Linked DNA regions of Homo sapiens: region 2 is linked to region 1. The links are chromatin loops, found by intact Hi-C in ENCODE. Cell type or tissue: PC-9. All regions are shown on one strand. Each heading gives the region's core, and the rest is flanking DNA. Links, peaks and the distances in the headings are about the cores only. Region 1 has its middle 28 kb from the start of LINC02101. Region 2 overlaps RMEL3 (enriched in melanoma 3).

Evidence for each region. Peaks named below come from ENCODE experiments on the same cell type or tissue, not always from the same donor. Only the 100,000 strongest peaks of a DNase experiment are listed, where the experiment ranks them.
Region 2: it touches region 1 in a loop (18-fold over the local background); 2 of 110 quality-filtered maps call a loop at or near these places.

What each region holds. Positions count from the first base shown.
Region 1 is chr5:58,093,000-58,095,915 of GRCh38, reverse strand. No RefSeq gene overlaps it. Among named protein-coding and RNA genes, the nearest start is that of LINC02101, 28 kb to the left of the region's middle. In PC-9, for the core only: no CTCF peak of the experiment used is centred there; a DNase peak (open chromatin) is centred at 1,675; H3K27ac peaks cover 2,500 bases.
Region 2 is chr5:57,493,062-57,495,977 of GRCh38, reverse strand. It overlaps RMEL3 (enriched in melanoma 3), which reads right to left. Exons shown (of 4, transcript NR_186596.1): 2 at 1,753-1,903. Among named protein-coding and RNA genes, the nearest start is that of ACTBL2, 12 kb to the right of the region's middle. RefSeq lists enhancers at 1,027-1,086, 485-1,684. In PC-9, for the core only: no CTCF peak of the experiment used is centred there; DNase peaks (open chromatin) are centred at 1,157 and 1,697; H3K4me3 peaks cover 585 bases; H3K27ac peaks cover 2,319 bases.

The DNA.
Region 1 (2,916 bases), core at 218-2,717:
ATTTGGGACCTAACAAGATGAGAACAGTGTTCTTAGGGTCAGAAATATTCTCTGGGAGTTTCTCTCTCTCCTGTTGGATGATTTCCTTGTAAAACTAGGAGCTGGGTGGGGCTATGCTCTATCTCCTGGGCATCATACCACGTCTCTGGGGCAAAGAAATTGGTTGGTAAATTGCTGCTATATGTTCTCTTTTGAAAGGTTGGAAGAATAGGGGATTTTAGGAGAGCACTGGAAACTCATGAGGACAGAAACCATTTGGCGCTTCAGGCACAGTGCCTGGTACAGAGGAGACGCTGCTCAAGGATGCTCATTTACTGCCTGATAGTCCCTGCCTTGGGCTCTAAAGGATCTAAAGGGCACCACACAGTCTCTGCCCTCAAGAGCTGATGGGGACACAGATAAATAAACAGGGAATTATGTCAAGTTGTCATGGCCTAAAGACATTGTATAAGCACACTCAAGTGAGCACCTGGGTCAGTAAAGTCTTCTCAGAAAGTTCCATCTAGGTGAGGTCTAAAGAATAAATAAAAGGTATCCAGAGACTGTAGGAGAGAACCCTTGAGGACAGTGCTTTATAAAATTGGAAGCACCTAGAGAACTTTAAAAAAAGTACTGATGCTTGAGTCCCATGCTTAGAGATTCCGATGTAATGGCTTTGAATGTAGGCGAGCATTGGGATTTTAAATGTTTCCAGGTGAATTTAATGTGCAGCCAAGGGTGAGAACCTGAGCTGGTGACTCTTGATACAGGCTGGGTTTTAAACCTGGGAAACTTTCAGTCTACCCCAGAGATTCCCAAGCAGTTTGTCAGGGACACAGGTATCTCAAATGATTCTCTGCGGTTGAGAATCACTGCCTTAGGTGTTACTGGTAGCGCGTGCAAGGGTTAGAAACAGAAAATGTGACCAATTCTATGGTTGGGATGTAAGGAGCAAAAGTAGACTATAAAAGAGAGGGAGGGCCTAGATTATGAGGAAGCTGTTAGCCAAATTATTATATTTGACCTTAATTTGAGGGATGATACATAGTGAGTGAAATGTTTAAGAAAAGGAAGTGGCAATGTAACATTTGCTTCCAAGACTGGATGCAGGAAGGAAGGCCAGGAGTGCCTTTGGTTGGAAGAAATTCAGGAGCAGAACAATGAAGATTTGGGATGTTGGACAGGGGACCCAGATATTTTTGGCTCCAATCTCTTTACTTTCAGAGGGAAATTTGGAAAATCAACTTAGTTTTTCTGTTCTTATTTAAGTGCTCTAAGGTAAAGAAAAGCATCATTTGTCATCCTCCACAGGACCTCCTACAGGATGGTAGCAGGTAAGGAAGAGGCTGTCTGGAAAGCTCCTGAAGTGGAGGAGCCCACAGCCCTCCAGAAGAGCCCATGGCCTCCAAGGGAGAGTGGGCAATCAAGACAGACTGAGATGTTACAGAACTGACATGCAAGAACTGCATTAAACATTCTCCTGGTGTGCACTTAGTTGTAAAGAATATCTTTGTCCTCCTTGTATTTACTCTTGTAAACTTGGCTCCCAGGGTTTCTCTCCTTGGGATTGTTCAGGAAAAAAAGAGGACATGAGAAAGGATGCTCATGGCACTCTGTCTTTCCTTGGCCATTGCTCAAGCTGAGAAAATAGCCCTGAGCCTTTTATGACTCAGAAGTTTGAGGAAAGAGAAGGTGGCCGCTCATGGGAAAATGATGACTTGTCATCACTCAGCAAAACATGTCATAAGAATAGAGCGTGAGGAACACCTGCACACATCCTGTACACATCCTTCCTGTGGGCGCTGCCGCTCGTGAGCCTGCTGAAATCAGCATAAGCCAACTCAAGAGGCTATCTTTGCCTTCCCTTAAGTTACAGCTGAGAAATGTCACAGTGGCTTGGCATGCAAGGTGACTGATGCTGCTGAAATAAGCCTGTGGGCTCTTTCAAAGCCTCGTCCCATGAAATTAATATTAAGTAATTACATATTAAAGGATTTCAATAACTTTTATGAAAATTGAGAAACTTGCATCAGTATGAAGATGCATCTGCTGAGAAAAGAGTCCTTGTGGTCCTCAGGTGCAGGATTCATTGTGTTCTAAGGGAGGCCAATAGAGTCAGGAAGGACCTCCATTGCCAGCGCTATGGAAGCCTGGTCCAGATTTTCCAGATGGATGAGACCCACTAGCTCTTTGCATTAAGGTTTTAGCATGGCTCTTGGCTTTTCACACTTACGTAAAACTTCTATTAGGTCAAAAGACAGAGTGCCTTGCCCTTTTAATGACTCAGTTAACAATAACTGATGCCGTTTATTGATCTTCATGCCATGTGCTTTGAAAACATTACTTCACTAATCTTTCCAACAATCCTGCAAGTTACTATTATTATTTCCAGTCTTTTTTTGCTGAGACTGAGACATGGAGAGGTTGAGATTTCTTCTACAATTGTAGGCTTTCGTCTACAATTAATTAGCTTTCCTACAGCAACTCTGTATCTCTTTTCTCCTGGAAACCAAGTCCCCGGAACCCAAGGCTAGAATAGAATTTAAGTAAAAATGTACTGTTCACAGAATTAACCCCTTCCCCAGTACCCAGCTTTACCTAAAAGTAGTCATCCCTTCATTGATTCACAGGCGATGTAATGACCAACATCTTTGATTCAGACAATGGGATGCAGTGATTAACTTGGTAGTTTCCCTGCTCCCATAGAATTTGTTGTCTGGTTTGGGTAAGACAGTAAAAAAAAAAGTTAAATAAATATTTGAGACACATTTGGAGTGATAAATGCTGTGAAGGCAAACAGAAAAAGAGGAAAGGATAGAAAGTGATTTTGGTGAGGAGAAAGGATGAACTGGGTGGTGAAGAAAGGCTTCCCTGATGAATTCCATTTGAGCTAGGGAAGGACTGATGAGAAGGAACCAGCACGTGAATGACTCTGGA
Region 2 (2,916 bases), core at 130-2,629, 600 kb after region 1:
AAAAGCTGACTGGAAGCTCTGTGCCTTAAGGAGACAGGCTGCTCTGTAGGATGATTTGGCTGGGCTTTTGATTGAGGGATCCCTAAAGTTGATATCTGTATGCCTTTCCAATTAGGCTCATCCACCCTCTTGCCTAAGGGATAAAAGCCTGGCTGCCAGCATGTTCTTGAAGGCAGGTTGGGAAAGGAGGCTGAGGACCTCTCTATGCACTATGTAGACTTTTACATAATTCCTCTGTGGAGTCTATTTTACAACAGATGTGGTTTTATAATACAAATTAGCTCCTACGCAGTTGGTAAATAGAAAAATTATGTCAGTATAATGCAGAATTAATTTATATGCAATACTTCCTCTGCTCAAGAAAACAGGATGTGGAGCAGAAGTATAACCTTCGGTAGGAAAGGAAAAAGTTTTTAATGGTTGCTGCTCTGGCAATAGAAACCGTTTGCCTGTGGTTTGAAAATTAAAAACAAGTACTTAAACCTGGGCTTCACCCTCGAAGCGGCTACACCCCACACCTGTGGGACTCTTGACTCCTGGCAGGTGGTATTGTCTCTGTGGCACCTTCAGGGCAGCCACACTGACTGAGAAGGCCACTTCTACTGCATTGTCGGAGTTCCTACCAGCTCTGCTCTTGTGTATGTGTTACTAACATTCTCTCTCAATTATTCCTCTGACTTCACAACAATTGTAACAGGCCCCAGCCACACGCAGCCTGCCTCAATAGTACAAGTTAATTTCCTGAGTATCAATTATTGTCTTTACTAGTGCTTTGCATAAGTTGTGAATTTTCTACCTCAATCTTTTTTTGCACATGGCCTTACTTTTTGTGTGCAAGTTTGAAAACTGAATTTTTCAGGAATCTCATCCTTATTGTGCCTTAAGCTTGTTTCCAAAACTGGCCACAACTCTTTCTTTCCCTGTAGCCACGTTCCTTTGCAATGTGACTTTGCAGCCCTGTCCATCAAGAGGTAGACCCTATCCCTCCCCAGCTCTTGAATCTGAGCTACACTTGTGACTTGCTTTGCCCAACTGAATGCATAGAAGAGACACTGTGTCAGTTCCAAGCCTAGGCCTCAAAAGTCTTTGCATGCCTCGACTAGCCCTCTTGGAACCCTGCCCAGCCACAATGTAAGAGCCTGGGCTTTGCCTACAGGAGGAGAGCAGACCACATTCACCAGAAGTGAGTCAGCCCGGCTTTCCCAGCTAAAGCTTCAGAGATAAGGGGCAGGGTTGGGGAGGAGTTCTCTGATGAATTTGCTTTTTTATCCGTATCTTCAGCCTATTTCCCTGTTTCTGACCCTAATTTGTCCCCACTTTTGGAAGTTCCTAGGTTTCCATTACTGAGTCTTTCTGGGACTCTAGTAAGACCACTTTTGCTTCTGGGCCTCCCCCACTCCCATGGAGGCTCTGTTTCCTCAGGGCTGAGTTACCACTGGTTCACCTCTCTCTTGCTTTAAAAATGTTATTGCTGTTATTGTTATTGTCCTGCTCTCTTTATCATTGTTTTTAATGTCTTTTTATTTCCTTACTGCAAAGTTTAGTGGTGTTTGGAGAGAACATGTAGATAAACCCAAGTGTTTAATCTGCCAAACTTAACAAGAAGTCTCCTCACTTCATTTTACAGATGAGGAAACAGAAGTCTATGAAGCTAAGTGGCTTGCCCAAAGCCACCTGAGTAATTAGTAAAAAATCTGAAACCACCTAGAATTCTGGAACCACTCCAATGTTCTTTTCTCTATTCCATGCTACCTTTGCAATTATGTCAGGAAGCCCATCTGATGGAACGAAATCCTCCCCTCATTGAATGTCTGTAGATTTCTTCTGTGCACATAAGATTCTGCAGTGCCATCGTCTGTTCCAGCCTTGACAAATACAGTGAGAAGCCAATTCAATCAGCATTCTAAAATATACAATAAAAGCATATTACTTTTCCCTGCTGATGTTTAAACCATCATCCACATAGAATTGCAAATTTTTGTATGCTCGCAGATTATGTGTAAACTCTCAGGCACAAATTAGAAACTATTCCATCAGTGTTTAAAATTCTAACTACATAAACAAATGCCTGTGCTCTAAACTGAAACAAATTGCAAGGTATACAACGTAGCCTTGTTGGACAGGGCAATGACTTTCAAGCCAGTAAGAAATGGCCAGAACAGGTGCTTCAGAATATGCTAATAACCTTTCCTGACATCCAATGGCCCACAGATATCTAGTTACAGGTATCTAGTTTCTGCCTATAAGCATCACTGATTATGCAGAAGAGCCTGCTTCAGATGTCAGGGTCACTTATGCGAAGCCTTCATATCATCTCCCAGCCCATTCCGGGGATGTGCTCAGCATCTCCACACAACTCCAGTGGGCATCAAGTCAGTGTGGAGCATCATAGGAGCACACAGAACATCCCATACCTCCAAACCCCAGGAGTAAAAAAGCACTACATCTAGATAGGTAAGAGACATCTCCTGTCTTGTCTCTTCACATCTAGACACTGCCTAAATCAATGAATCCCAAAAAACAATTTAGCTTCCATAGAGAATGTTGCCACACCTGACACAATAGAATGAGCCTCTGCCTGGTTTACAGAACTCAAACCACTCAAGTCAAACACTAGATATTTGCTTCAGTGTCTTTCACCAATTGTCTACCTCACTTTAGCCATCCCAAGCTTCCTTTTCTTGTGCTAACAATAGATTCCTACCCAATACATGGGGTTGGCTCAGTACCCATTAGGATACCTGCCAGGAATGTTGTGCTACCATTCTTGACCCTGCTTCACAGTGAATAGGCTCCACTGACCAGAGCTGAGCAAGCATCCTGGAGAGTCACAGAAAATGCAACGAGTGTTGCTAATATTTTGTCCAATTTTTGCTCTTACCATGCAAACTGCTAAACACTTTAGAGGCATCATCT